Regions from separate parts of the Homo sapiens genome. Here region 2 is linked to region 1. A link is a contact called in ENCODE Hi-C data. All regions are on one chromosome and are shown on one strand. Each heading gives the region's core, a stretch centred on a gene start or an enhancer-like site at or near the end of the contact. The rest is flanking DNA. Distances are from core to core; before and after follow the strand shown. Region 1 holds the start of RSPH9 (radial spoke head component 9). Region 2 holds the start of AARS2 (alanyl-tRNA synthetase 2, mitochondrial).

Region 1 (7,238 bases), core at 2,758-5,257:
GGACTTTCCTCCCCTTCCTTTTCACTCTTCAGCCCACTGTGCCATGATTTCTGCCCCACCACTTCAAGAAACTGCTTGGGAGAAGGCCATCCTTGACACCTAACGGCCAAGAAATGCATCTCCAGTTCTATTTCCTCTGACATCTCCCTTCCCGCTCCTCCAGGGCCTTAAGTATTTCCAGGGACCCATTCTCACCCCTCTTTTCTTTTTGCAATCTTTCCCACCTGCCTTCCAGAGCCCCAGCTACTGCCTAGTCTGTATCCAGAATCCAACCACTTCCACAGCTCCCACCTTGGCCCAAGCCACCATCCCCTACTGTCTAGATATTGCCATCGACTCCTAACTAGTCTCCCTGACTCCACATCTATTCCCCCTTTGGACTAGTCCCCACCCAACTGTTCACACCTAAGCTGTCATGTCACTCCTCTGCAGAACCTTCCAATGGCTTCCAATTAAGCCAAGTCTTACAATGCCCCACAAGGCCCTGCATGATTGTTTCCTACTCCTCACCTCTCTGACCTTGTATCCTACAACACTCCCCTCACTTATTCTTCTCTAGCCACACTAGTCTCCATGCGGTTCCACAAACACACTAAGCACACACTTGCCTCAGGGCATTTGCACTTGCCTAGAATTCTCTTCCCTCAGATATTTACATAGCTCACTCTCTCAGTCACTTCAGGTGTCTTCTCAAATGTGACCTTATCAAAGAGGCTATCCCTGACCAAACTATTTAAAATAGTACCCCATCTTGTATTCTTTTTTTTTTTTTTGAGACAGAGTTTCGCTCTTGTTGCCCAGGCTGGAGTGCAATGGTGCGATCTCAGCTCACCGCAAACTCCACCTCCTGGGTTCAGGCGATTCTCCTGCCTCAGCCTCCCAAGTAGCTGGGATCACAGGCTTGCAACACCACACCTGGCTAATTTTGTATTTTTAGTGGAGATGGGGTCAGGCCATGTTGGTCAGGCTGGTCTCGAACTCCTGACCTCAGGTGATCTACCTGCCTCTGCCTCCCAAAGTGCTGGGATTACAGGCATGAGCCACTGCGCCCGGCCCATCCTGTATTCTCTATCCCCTTTAGCTTTTAACATCATCTGACATCTAATAGATGTGTGTGTTCAGCTGTTGTCTATCTTCCGTTCCCTGCCCCCTGAACACACACTACAATGTAAGCTCCATAAAGACAAGGATTTCATTTACCACTGAACTCCTGGTGCCTAAATCAATGCCTAGCACATGGTAGCACATAGTAGGTGCTCAGCAGATGCTTATAGAATAAAATGAAATGAATCCCAAATCTCTATCTTCAGTTCAACTTTTTCTTCTGTATTCTACATCTGTACTTTAATATACCTTCTTAACACCTTGTAACTCAGGCACCTCACATCAAATTCACTATGTCTTCCCTAGTCCTGCCCCTGAATTCTCTCCTACTGAGTGGTGCTGGTACTTAACTTACTCAGCTGCCTAAGCTAGGAGGGGTCAGCCTTAACCTCTCCTTTATAACCATCCTTATTCAATGAGTTACATGTCCTGACAATTCTAGCACTTAAATCTTTCCAACCCATCACCTCCTCTGCATTCCCTCGGATACCTCTTCCTTTCAGGCCTCATTCATATGGACACTACAATGGACTCCTAACCACAGTGCTCACCACACTTTCAGGCCATTTTGCCCACTCTGATCGGAGCAGGCTCTTCTTGCAAGCCCCTCAGTAGCTCCTCATGGCCTATGAACAAAGACCCATATCCTTTTGCCTCTAGAACCAGTTCTACACAACATCATACTACTGTTCTCCCAAACACTCTGAGACTTCCCCAGCCAACAAGTTTGTCTAACTGTTCCCTAAATAAATAGGCCGTTGCTGGCCTATTTATTTTTAAAGTTTGTTTATTTATTTATTTATTTGTTTTGAGACAGGGTCTCGCTCTGTCACCAGGCTGGAGCGCAGTAGTGATCCATAGTTAACTGCAGCTTTGAACTCTCGGGCGCAATCCTCCCACCTCAGCCTACCGAGTAGCTGGGACTACAGGTATGCACCACCATGCCCTGCAAATTTTCCTTTTTTTTTTTCTTTTTTTTTTTTTGAGACGGAGTCTCACTCTGTCACCCAGGCTGGAGTGCGTGGCATGATGCCAGCTCACTGCAACCTCCGCCTCCCAGATTCAAGTGATTCTTCTGCCTCAGCCTCCCGAGTAGCTAGGACTACAGGCGCCCGCCACCACGCCCGTCTAATTTTTCGTATTTTCAGTAGTGTTTCACCGCGTTAGCCAGGATGGTCTCAATCTCCTGACCTCGTGATCCGCCCAACTCTGCCTCCCAAAGTGCTGGGATTAAAGGCGTGAGCCACCACACCCTGCCTTTTTTTTTTTTTTTTGTAGTGATGAGGTCTTGCTATATTGCCCAGGCTGGCCGAATGGACTGCTTTGTAAGGTAGTAAGCTCCCCTTTAGTCAAAAAGAGGCTGGCCGGGCATGGTGGCTCACGCCTGTAATCCCAGCACTTTGGGAGGCCGAGGCGGGTGGATTACTTGAGGCCAGGAGTTCGAGACCAGCCTAACCAGCATAGTGAAACCCTGTCTCTATTAAAATTACAAAAATAATAAATAAATAAATAATTGCCAAGCGCGGTGGGTGATCCCAGCACTTTGGGAGGCTGAGGCGGACGGATCACGAGGTCAGGAGATCGAGACCATCCTAGCTAACACGGTGAAACCCCGTCTCTACTAAAAATACAAAAAAAAATTAACCGGGCATGGTGGCGGGCGCCTGTAGTCCCAGCCACTCGGGAGGCTGAGGGAGGAGAATGGCGTGAACCCAGGAGGCGGAGCTTGCAGTGAGCCGAGATCGAGCCACTGCACTCCAGCCTGGGCGACAGAGCGAGACTCCGTCTAAAATAATAATAATAATAATAATAAATAAATAGCCAGGTGTGGTGGCACGTGCCTGTAATCCCAGCTATTTGGGAGGCTGAGGCAGGAAAATCGCTTGAATCCGGGAGGCGGAGGTTGCAGTGAACCAAGATAGCGACACTGCACTCCAGCCTGGGTGACAGAGCAAGACTCTGCCTCAAAACAAAAATAAATAAATAAATAGCTGGATGGTCCTGTATGGTAGTGACCAGGGAATTTTCCCCAGCTCTCTCCCCATTCCGCATTCGTTCTCTATTTCCAAAAGCGCCTCCAGCTCCAGAGCAGATACCTCTATCAAAGAGCACCACCCTCTCCCTCTGGCGTCTGACTCTTCTCCAAACTGAGCCTTCTCCAAACTGAGCCAGGCCCAGCACTTGGCTGGAACCTGGCTTCTTCTCCAGGTCCGCATTTTCCAGAAACCTTCCCACTGCTTCACCTGCGTTCTTGGCCCTGTCTCTCTTATAAACCCATCCGCATGTAAGTTTCTCTTGGCCTCCTCAGGCGGAGAACAAGCTCTCGCAAGGCCCCGCCCTCCGGGGGACATCGCCCGTCCATTGCCCCGCCCTCTCAGGCTCCGCCCTAGCCTCAGATTCCGAGACATCCCCATCCCCGCCCTTTCCCTCAACCACCTCTTGACCGTCCCCAGGCCCGCCCCCCAGGGTCTCCCCCATTCCACTCATCTCAGATCCCGCCCACACCTCCCTTGGCCCCATGGGCCCCGCCCCTTTCAATTGCTGCGACCCGCCCACCCCGCCCTGCCTCCAGGTAGCCACCCTCTGGGGAGCCCGTCCCGGGGGCCTCCTCACCTATAGAGCGTCTTGCGCGGTGCGAGCTGGTCCTCACTCAGGCCCTGCGCGATGTAGTAATCGGCGACGAGGCCAAGGATGCGGCCCCAGAAGAGAACCCGATCATAGCGGTAGTCGCGCTTAACCAGCATAAGAGACGTGAGCAGCGAGGCCCGACGGTCCGGGCTGAGGCCCTGCCCACTGCCGGACGCCAGCTCCAGAGACAGCAGGAGGCTGTCGGCGTCCATCAGGTCAGCGGCTCCGCTCAACGCCCGTCGAGTTGCTAGGAGAAGCCGCCTCCATGGAGACCTGAAGCTCCGCCCTTCCGCCTAGCTGGACGCTAGGTTCCACCCACCCCACCGCCTACCGCCCAGACCTCCTCCCCACGGAGGCCTAGGCATCAGCCCCCTCCCTCATCCTTTCCAGAGTTTGGGACGGGATGTCTTCAGTTGCCACGGCCACAGTATGGCTTCCCCTACAGTTAGGCTACAGTTGGGGTTGTAAGTCCAAACCCAGCCTTTTTCCATAGATATTTGGCCTTCCCTGAGCCCTTTCACATAGTCGACATTTAGAGTCTTTACTGTATATGGACCTGGGGTCTGGAAAGAAAACAATACAAAACCCCAACACTGACACTAACTGTACTATTTCACCCCAGTCATGTCACTTCTTGACCTCAGAATGATCTGTGAAGAATTTGAGATTCCTCCTGGCTCTAATTAAGATTCTGTCAACCCGACTACCTCCACCCGCACCCCACCCCAAGCCAGGTCTTACAGAATGAGGTCCATCCATTCTCTTCCATCTTCACCAGCTGTCTTCTTTATCTACCCTTTCCATAGAAATATTCTAAGTGACAAATGAAAATCTAGGCAATGGGGGCAAGGTATAGGGTAACACCTTGGGAAAGGAGGGTGAGGAGAGAGATACAAAAAGGGGGACTTTTATAGACTACACTTTCTCATCAACTACCACCTTTCTCATCAACTACCAACTACCACCAACTGTTGTTTTTAGATCCAAATGGTAGCAAGAGATGAAAGGCCAGAACCTCACTGCAACTGGAGCTTCACTCCCTGGGCTAGATCACTTCTCCACATTCACTTCTTGAGTCCCCAGCCAAGGACAAACAAACAGGTTCCTCAGCAAGCTTGTTGCCACAGGAGATGGGCTTTATCGTTAATGTTGCTAGTTGATATTTTCATTTCTGGATTCCTTTGAAGAGCACTCAGGAAATCAGAATGACCTGGGCCCCAGCTGATAAATAAGTGTGTAAATAACCCAGATAATTACTTTTTTGATTGTCTGGGCATTGTTGGTTTTCGGGGGTTGAGACAGGGTCTCACTTTGTCACCCAGGCTGGAGTGTAGTGGTGTGTGATCTCAGCTCACTGCAGCCTCAACCTCCTGGGCTCAAGTGATCTTCCCACCTCAGCCCCCCAGGTAGCTGGGACTACAGGTGTGTGCCACCACACCCAATATTTTTTGTATTTTTAGTAGAGACGGGGTTTTGCCATGTTGGCCAGGCTGGTGTTGAACTCCGAGCTCAAGTGATCCACTCACCTGAGCCTCCCAAAGTGCTGGGATTACAGGTGTGAACCACCACGCCCAGGCTTAGGCATTGTTTAGGAAGGCATTGTTATGAGATCAGCCTGACCAACATGGTGAAACCCTGTCTCTACTAAAAATACAAAACAGCCGGGCTTGGTGGCCCACAGCTGTAATCCCAGCTACTCGGGAGGCTGGGGCAGGAGAATGGCTTGAACCTGGGAGGCAGAGATTGCAGTGAGCCAAGATCATGCTACCGCACTGCAGCCTGGGCAACAGAGCGAGCCTGTCTCAAAAAATACAACTAACTAACTAAATAAATAAATAAAATTAGTATTTGAGGGAGTTGATTTGGCTTAATGTGTTATCTCAAAACAATTTATGGCTCTCTTGTTCACAACCACCCCCACTCCCTTTAGGCAGACCTCTCAGCCTTTCCTTTCCCTGAGCGGGAGATACGGCTCAATCTCTCTTCTATAATAGCATTAAACAGAAAAACAGTCAAAATTCTGGCTGGCAGTAAGGGAGGAGACCACCCCTCATATTGTCTTATGCCAATTTCTGCCTACAAAGAAGTAAAAACTAAAAGGCAGAAATGAAATCCACGGGCAGACAGCCCAGCACCGCGCCCCGGGCCTGGTAGTTAAAGATCGACCCCTGACCTAATCGGTTATCTATAGATTACAGACATTGTATAGAAAAGCACTGTGAAAATCCCTATCCTGTTTTGTTCCGATCTAATTACTGGTGCATGCAGCCCCCCGTCACGTACCCGCTGCTTGCTCAATCAATCACGACTCTGTCACGCGCACCCCCTTAGAGTTGTGAGCCCTTAAAAGGGACAGGAATTGCTCACTCGGGGAGCTCAGCTCTTGAGACAGGAGTCTTACCGACACTCCCGGCCGAATAAACTGCTTCCTTCTGTAACTCGGTGTCTGAGGGGTTTTGTCTGCAGCTTGTCCTGCTACAGCAGAATATGCTTCAAGTGGTCATAGCACAGAAAAGAGCCCAGGCATTTTGCTTTCACTGATTTCATACTTAGCACCTATTGCAGGCTCCATGGCAGACACCAGAATCTGAAGCCAGAGAGGAGAATCTTACAGCTTCCTGATGCTAATACCTTTGGCAAGGCAAATCCTGGCTAAATATTTCAGAGTAAAACCACATAGGATGTGCAGTAATGTAGGCGAATCCAAGTTTCACCACTTAGGCAAGCTGCTCAATTTCCCCTGGCCTCATCTATAAAATGGGGACAATAATTCATGCACTGCAAAGTTGTTAGGGTTAGATAATGTAAGTGCTTAAAACAGTACATATACTTTAAAAATAGTATATTTTAGGTGTACGTATATGTATCTTATTCTATGTACATATGTGTACGTATGTACCTTTTTTTTTTTTTTTTGAGATGGAGTCTCTCTGTAACCCAGGCTGGAGTGCAGTGGCACCATCTCAGCTCACCGTAACCTCCGCCTCCCGGGTTCAAGTGATTCTCCTGCCTCAGCCTCCCAAGTAGCTGGGATTACAAGCGCCCACAACCACGCCTGGCTAATTGTTTTTCTTTTTTCTTTTTTTTTTTTTGAGACCGGGTCTCACTCTGTTGCCCAGGCTGGAGTGCAGTGGCGTGATCTCGGTTCACTGCAACCTCTGCCTCCCGGGTTCAAGCAATTCTCCTGCCCCAGCCTCCCCAAGTAGCTGGATTACAGGCACTCGCCACTAAGCCCAGCTAATTTTTGTATATTTAGTAGAGACAGGGTTTCACCATGTTGGTCAGGCTGGTCTTGAACTCCTGAACTTGTGATCCACCCATCTCAGCCTCCCAAAGTGCTGGGATGCCAGGCATGAGCTACCATGCCCAGCCTTTTTTTGTGTATTTTTAGTAGAGATGGGGTTTCACCATGTTGGCCAGCTGGTCTCCCTCCTGACCTCAGGCGATCTGCCCACCTTGGCCTCCCAAAGTGCTGGGATTATAGGCATGAGTCACCCACCTGGACT
Region 2 (7,238 bases), core at 4,305-6,804, 670 kb before region 1:
AAGGAATCTATCAAAGATTACTAGAGTCATGTCAAAGGGACTCAGAAGGCAAATCAAAAAGATTCCCACTAACCAAAGATGGGACACTTTGAGCTTTAATGGACACAGCACTGTAATTGCAATGGACTGGAACCATCAAATAGGCTGAAATCCATGACTTCACAATGATGCTGAAAATACAATAATAGCTCACTTTTGGAGAGTGATAGAAACAAATCCATTATCTTGAACACTGATAACTGAAGGGGGCAAAATCAAGCATGTAGCCTTTTCTACATTAACTATACCACTGATTAACAAATAATTGATTAGGGGAAGCATCTCTTCATAAAAAGACTCCGATTAATAAACGAAAAAGAGATGACAGAATTAACATATCACCATGTTGCACCTTCCAGTGCGTTAACAGATGTAGGCATTATGTTATCGGGGCTGCTAGGATCACAGAAATACAGACAACCATACATTGATGTACCCTCTGGTGAAGGGGTATCTATGGTCTTGCCAAAGAGATTCAAAATTGTGTCTAATCAAATCTCCACATCCAGGTGCTAATTTGCATGAAATAGAGAAGACAGAGGAACATGTTGAATGTGAGTTGAATGTCGAATATGGAGTCAGCAAAAACTTAGACTGTGGGAAACCACAGATCAAATCTCCGTAGCTAAGCAGTAGATACACTGTAAGGAAAAGGATGGAGATGGAACCTATTGATAAAAAGACTTAAAATATCAAGTCGATACGCTTTTTTAAAAAACGTGCAAGACTATAACATCTAAGGATGTACATTTGGGTGATAAACTGTAAAGAAATGCAATGCAGGCTGAACTCGGTGGCTCACACCTGTAATCCCAGCACTTTGGGAGGCTGAGGTGGGTGGATCACCTGAGGTCAGGAGTTCAAGACCAGCCTCGCCAACATGGTGAAACCCCATCTCTACTAAAAATACAAAAATTAGCCAAGCGTGGTGGTGGGTGCCTGTAATCTCAGCTACTCAGGAGGCTGATGCAGGAGAATTGCTTGAACCTGGGAGGTGGAGGTTGCAGTGAGCCGAGATTGTACCATTGCACTCCAGCCTGGGCAACGAGACTGAAACTCTGTTTCAAAAAAAAAAAAATGCAGTGATTACTATGAAAGTCAGGGTAATGGTCACCTTTGGGAGAAGGAAGCTGGTTGGGGGCAGGGCAGAATCCATGGAGGGGCCCTGGGGTGGCTGCAAAGTTCTATTTCAAGACCTGGGTAGTGGATACAAAGATGTCTGCCTTTGAATCAACAACATTGAAACAAGTCAACATTTGTTTTGGTTGATTTTCTGCATCTACGTTTTATGGTGTGATTTTTAAAAAATCTCTATTGCAGTGTTTGGCAAACTTTTTTTGAAAAGCCACGTATTAAATATTTTAGGCTTTCCAGGCCAAGAGGCAAAATCGAAGTTGTTATGTAGGTATTTCTTTTTTTAGTATTTATTGATCATTCTTGGGTGTTTCTCGGAGAGGGGGATGTGGCAGGGTCATAGGATAATAGTGGAGAGAAGGTCAGCAGATAAACACGTGAACAAAGGTCTCCGGTTTTCCTAGGCAGAGGTCCCTGCGGCCTTCTGCAGTGTTTGTGTCCCTGGGTACTTGAGATTAGGGTGTGGTGATGACTCTTAACCAGCATGCTGCCTTCAAGCATCTGTTTAACAAAGCACATCTTGCACCGCCCTTAATCCATTTAACCCTGTTTCAGAGAGCACGGGGTTGGGGGCAAGGTTCTAGATTAACAGCATCCCAAGGCAGAAGAAATTTTCTTAGTACAGAACAAAATGGAGTCTCCTATGTCTACTTCTTTCTTATGTAGGTATTTCTATAACCAGTTAAAATGTTTATCTTGGAGACCGAGGCATGAGGAATGCTTGACACCAGGAGTTCAAAACTAGCCTGGGCAACATAGCAAAACCCTATCTCTTTCAAAAATAATAAAAATAAAATAAAAATAAATAAAATGTAACTACAGTATTTTTTTAATGCATGAGGATAAACCTCTAGAATTGAGGCCCTCAAGGGTCCACCAATACTTGAATTCCTGATCCGGGGGCTCCACCAGCCATCGGCGTGCCCTGATGACTTTGCCAGATTCCCATGGTAACCGCTCCCCTTCCACCCTGGTCCACATTAACCTCCACGGCTCTAAGCCACAGGCGGACGCAATCACCACCCTCACTTCCCTAAGAAGCTGGGGGAAGGAAGGGGGCGAGCGCTCTTGCGCACGATGAGCTCCCAGCTACACCCACCTACTCTGGGTGAGCACCCCTCCCAGGAGAAAGGGAGAACCTAAGGGCACCTGAGTCTTAGGCCCCAGGACCAGGCAAAAGAACGTTTCCTAAAGCCTGTGTCCAGACTCCCCTCACAAGTCCTTTACTACACCCTTGTCACTCAAGGTATGGTCTAGTAGACTAGCAGCAGCAGCAGCATCACCGGGAGCCTGCTAGAAATGCAGAATTTCACCTACTCCAGACCTACTGGATCATAGTCTGCATATGTAACAAGATCGCAGGAGATCCATATGCATATTAATGTTTGGCAAGTGTTGGTTGCTTTCACAATCCAGATAAGCCAATGCCATAAATAAACACATCAAATCAGAAACACCTGTCGTAGGCTGACTTTTTAACCTAGACGCTAAAAGACTGTTTTTATGATTTATAAGAGGAAATTCCCAAAGTTGAGTTCCCCATGCTTAGTAAGAGTGAAAATTCCCTTTGTCTTCTCTGACCATCAATCCAGGACAGAATGTCTCACTGATCTTGGGGTCCTGCTCTCAAAGCCAATCGGGAAATCAGAAAGGACACTTTCTACTCCTAGAATAAGAGTGTTACATCTTTTAAACAAGGTGAAAGGGAGAGCACAAAGAATGGCTGGATGCCTTGAACCTACCAAGATAAGTAGGTCGAATGGCAACGTAAGGGTAAATCCCACCTCCAGGGAAGATAAAGCACCACTGTCTTAAACAATGAAAGGAGCACCCCAAATGTTGCTCACAAAACCCAGCTGAGTAACTCGCAAAAAGCAGACCCCATTTGCATGTTAAACCTCAAAATGAAATTCCCATAAATACTAAGACAGTGGATCAGTACCCTTCAGAGAAGTTCCCAGGATTGGTAACTTCCCTGTCTGATGAGTTTTCTCCACCTCCATCTATCTTGGGAAACTGCAGTCCTTCAATTTAACTTCCTCATCAGATGACAGCTGCAAACCAGAACAGACACGTCCCAATCCTAGATGAACCGCTTTGCTTCACTGGGAAATATTAAAAAGAACCTAATGATTCACCAAAGAGCACCACATTTAAAGAAAAGAAAATTATCATTTTTAGTGGCAAAGACAAAATTAGATGAGAGAAAAACCTACTTCAAACAGAAAACAACTAAAAACATTTTTCTAAAAATCCATGGTACATGCTACAACATGGATGAACCTTGAAAATATTATTTTATGTGAAAGAAGCCAGTTACAAAGAACCACATATTACATGATTCCATTTACATGAAATGTCCAGAATATACAAGTCTGTAGAGACAGAAGGTAGATTAGTGGTTGCCAAGGGCTAGGAAGGATGAGACGATTGGGGGTTAATGGCTAAAGGATTTGGGGTTTTATTTGGAAGTAATGAAAATGTTCTAAAAGTGATTGTGGTGATGGATGGGCAACTCTATGTAAATATACTAAAAGGCATTGAACTGTATACTTTATTTAAATGGGCGAATTGTATAGCATGTAAATTATATTTCAATAAAGCTGTTTTAAAAAAATTATATGGCTCCACACTAGATCCATGTTTGGAGTTTCTAATGTAACACAATGACTTTCTGGGCAAAATCTGAAAAAAAAAAAGTTGATGTCAGTACTGAGTAGAGGCCCTGCCAGGTTTGTATGGCAAAACACTCCCATCTCAGTTTGGGAAATAATTTCACAGTCTTGTCTAAAGATCATCAATCTCAGCTGGGCGCAGTGGTGCATGCCTGTAATCCCAGCACTTCGGAAGGCTGAGGTAGGCAGGTCAGCTGAGGTCGGGAGTTCAAGACCAGCCTGACCAACATGGAGAAACCCCATCTCTACTAAAAATACAAAATTAGCCGGGCGTGGTGATGCATGCCTGTAATCCCAGCTACTCAGGAGGCTAAGGCAGGATAATTGCTTGAACCCGGGAGACAGAGGTTGCAGAGAGCCGAGATTGTGCTATTGCACGCCAGCACAACAAGAGTGAAACCCCATCTCAAAAAAATAAAAAAGTCATTAATCACACAGAAATCCCCAGCTGGCTTTAGCTTTCTGTTCCAGAAACACTGGAAAAACCAAAACAGGCCAAACACACTTTCAAAACAACACCTTTAATCTATGTGGGCAAAGGGAGAAAAAGGGGATCATGGAATAGGAGTTATAGGTGCTGTCAGAACACAAAGTTAAGAATTTACTATCACTATAGAAATTCAAGTCCAATGTAGATTCCGCAGAGAAACTATGTATACAAAGACCCCAAATAACTTAACACACACAGAATCGTGGCTAAAAGAGACCACCCTGATGGCTAAGGCCTTCTCGGTTATTACACTGACCTCAGCTCTGGAACCTCTATTGAGTTTTAGCTTTGGCAGATTCTCTTCTGTCTTCCCAATCTGTTTAATTTCCCAAGCCAAGGGCATCATGAGAAGCCCCATGAGCACCCTGATTGCATCCACAAGGGCCTGTTGGCTTCAGGGTCACAGCTGTTACTATGGAAAGACAGAAGGGAGAGGTAGAACAGGTATATCTCTTATCCTAAACGAAAACACACAAAACCTTAGGGCATTAGAAGGCTTAGAGAGTGAAATCTCTGCAGCTATTAGCCAACAGCTTCCTCCTGCCTTGACGACCTGGATTCTCTCTGATCCCCAGGCAAATGAGAAGACCAAATGTTAGGCAATTAATAATATAGCAGATGCTGTTTGGCTTCTGTGTTCTCCTATAGACTCCTGCTTCACGGGCAAAAATGGCCGTGTCTGATGCCAAGGTCCAAGGAAACTGGCAAATGCCTAGAACAGTGCCTAGCACATACTAGGTCTTCAATAAATATTTGTTGAATACCTCTTGAATGAATGCTGATACTCCCCTGTCACTCTCTGCCTTCTTCCCTCAGCCTGGAAAAACACACACAAAACACACACACACACACACACACACACACACGAAGTTGAATCCACACCTGTTTATTGCAACCCCATCTGTAACTTTGCAAAACTAATAAGCACAACAGCAATTACTGCTAGAATACGGATTTCAGTGGGCAGGGCATTTTGTCAATTTTGTACCCTAAAAGCCCAAAACAATGCCTAGCACATAGTAGGCTCTCAATGAATATTTGCTTAATGCCGAATGAATTAAGAGCCTACTATGTGCCGGGCGCTGTGCTAGACTCTGCCAGCGACCCAATCGATCGCTTCCACCCCGGCGGCAGAGGCCGCCCCCTGAGTCCTCCTACCGCCAGGGGCCGCTGTAGGAAACGCCTGGCTTCCTTCCCTCGTCACTCTTTGACCACGTAAAGTCACTGCCCGGAGCTACGATGGCAGCGTCAGTGGCAGCTGCAGCCCGGAGGCTGCGGCGGGCCATTCGAAGGTCGCCCGCATGGCGGGGCCTCAGCCATCGGCCGCTCTCATCGGAGCCCCCTGCAGCCAAGGCCTCGGCCGTGAGGGCCGCCTTTCTGAACTTCTTTCGGGACCGCCATGGCCACCGGCTGGTGCCCTCCGCTTCCGTGCGGCCCCGCGGCGACCCCAGTTTGCTTTTTGTCAATGCGGGCATGAACCAGGTGAGGGCCGAACCATACTGATAGGGAGCGGAGTTCGTGAGTTTTCTGGTGAGAAAGACGCTGCAGGATTGGGCAAAAGAAGCGAGAGGCGGAGTTCGTAGCTTTTGGGGAAAGAGGGCGGTGCTTGGTTGGGTAAAGTGATGGGGGTACGGCGCTCAGAGTATAGGGAGGGCTTGGGGAGGGCTTGAGCTGGGAACTTCTGGATTGGGATTGAGTATTAGGTCCAGAAATGGCTGGAGTGGAATCCCGAGGGAGAAGTCTGATTTCATTTATTCGTTATTTAAATAAAGATAACGCTTTCATTAAATGTTTATTGATCACCTATTGTTTGCTGAGTACTATTCTCTAAGGTTTTGGTTTTTATCAACCACTCATCTTTTCTAGACTTCATTGTCCTCATCTGTAAAATAGGGGCGGCATAAGTTAACCTTAGAGGCCGTCTGGGCTCCCTACTAAATGAGTCTCAGTTTTGTTCCCTGAAGTTATTGGGTGTGGTTGAAGAAGCTGAGACGGAGGATGCCACCTTTCAGCGTCCCATTTCCAGCTCCCAACACATTCCTCCTTCTTTTACCTTGCCTATTTTACTAGGCAGAGGGTCTCCGGTTCATGATTTGTTTACCTCTTCTCTGCTCCCCACACACCAGAGATGGCTGTCCCGAGGCTCCCAGTTTGTCCTCATAGACCAAGATTACACTGCACTCTCAGGGGCACAGTCAGCCTTCGGTCTGAACAGCCATCCCTATCCTCACTCCCCACATTTCCCTTCTACTGAGAAATTGGATATCCCTCTCCCCCTCCCCACTCTATGTGCTTCCAGTTCAAGCCAATCTTTCTGGGCACCGTGGATCCACGAAGCGAGATGGCAGGCTTCCGACGTGTGGCCAACAGCCAGAAATGTGTGAGAGCTGGAGGACACCATAACGACCTGGAAGATGTGGGTCGAGACCTTTCCCATCATACCTTCTTTGAAATGCTTGGCAATTGGGCCTTTGGGGGTGAATATTTTAAGGTGAGTCTCTGGGGATCAGTGATCAGCCAAGAAGGGAGTCAATTTGTCCTGTTTCCATTGTACTGTCTGCTTAGGCAGGGCCTCATACCAGATGTGGAGGCAAAGTGCTAGTTGAGCCGGTGTAACAGGAATTACCTCACCTCCCTGATTGGATTGTAAGTCCCTGAAGGGCAGAGACTGTACTTTCTGCCTAATGATCACTCAAAAATTGTTGTTTGAATAAATGGTCAAACAGCAATGCTAAGGTGCTTACTGGAGTTAAAGATCACTCTAGGCTAGAGTAGGCAGAGAATTTCATGTGAAAGTGGGACTTGGTCTGGGACTTGAAAGAAGATAGGACTTAGAAGAAGGGGGAAGCTTTCTGGGCAGGAAAACACTCAGAGGCAGTAATGGTTCATGGCTTATTCTG

The links. Hi-C counts contacts between places; a loop is a spot of excess contacts on that map. Pooled maps may share reads with other maps.
Region 2: a pooled map shows a loop between it and region 1 (2.9-fold over the local background). The contact joins the promoter of AARS2 here to the promoter of RSPH9 in region 1. A Hi-C loop is called at or near these places in 4 of 50 pooled maps.

What each region holds. Positions count from the first base shown.
Region 1 is chr6:43,641,805-43,649,042 of GRCh38, reverse strand. It overlaps RSPH9 (radial spoke head component 9), which reads right to left and starts at 4,007. Exons shown (of 5, transcript NM_152732.5): 1 at 3,718-4,007. The coding sequence starts at 3,944. RefSeq lists a silencer at 4,400-4,588.
Region 2 is chr6:44,311,663-44,318,900 of GRCh38, reverse strand. It overlaps AARS2 (alanyl-tRNA synthetase 2, mitochondrial), which reads left to right and starts at 5,554. Exons shown (of 22, transcript NM_020745.4): 1 at 5,554-5,820; 2 at 6,638-6,829. The coding sequence starts at 5,578. LOC124901322 (a long non-coding RNA gene) reads right to left here. Exons shown (of 3, transcript XR_007059594.1): 3 at 4,354-4,750. RefSeq lists an enhancer at 5,250-5,809.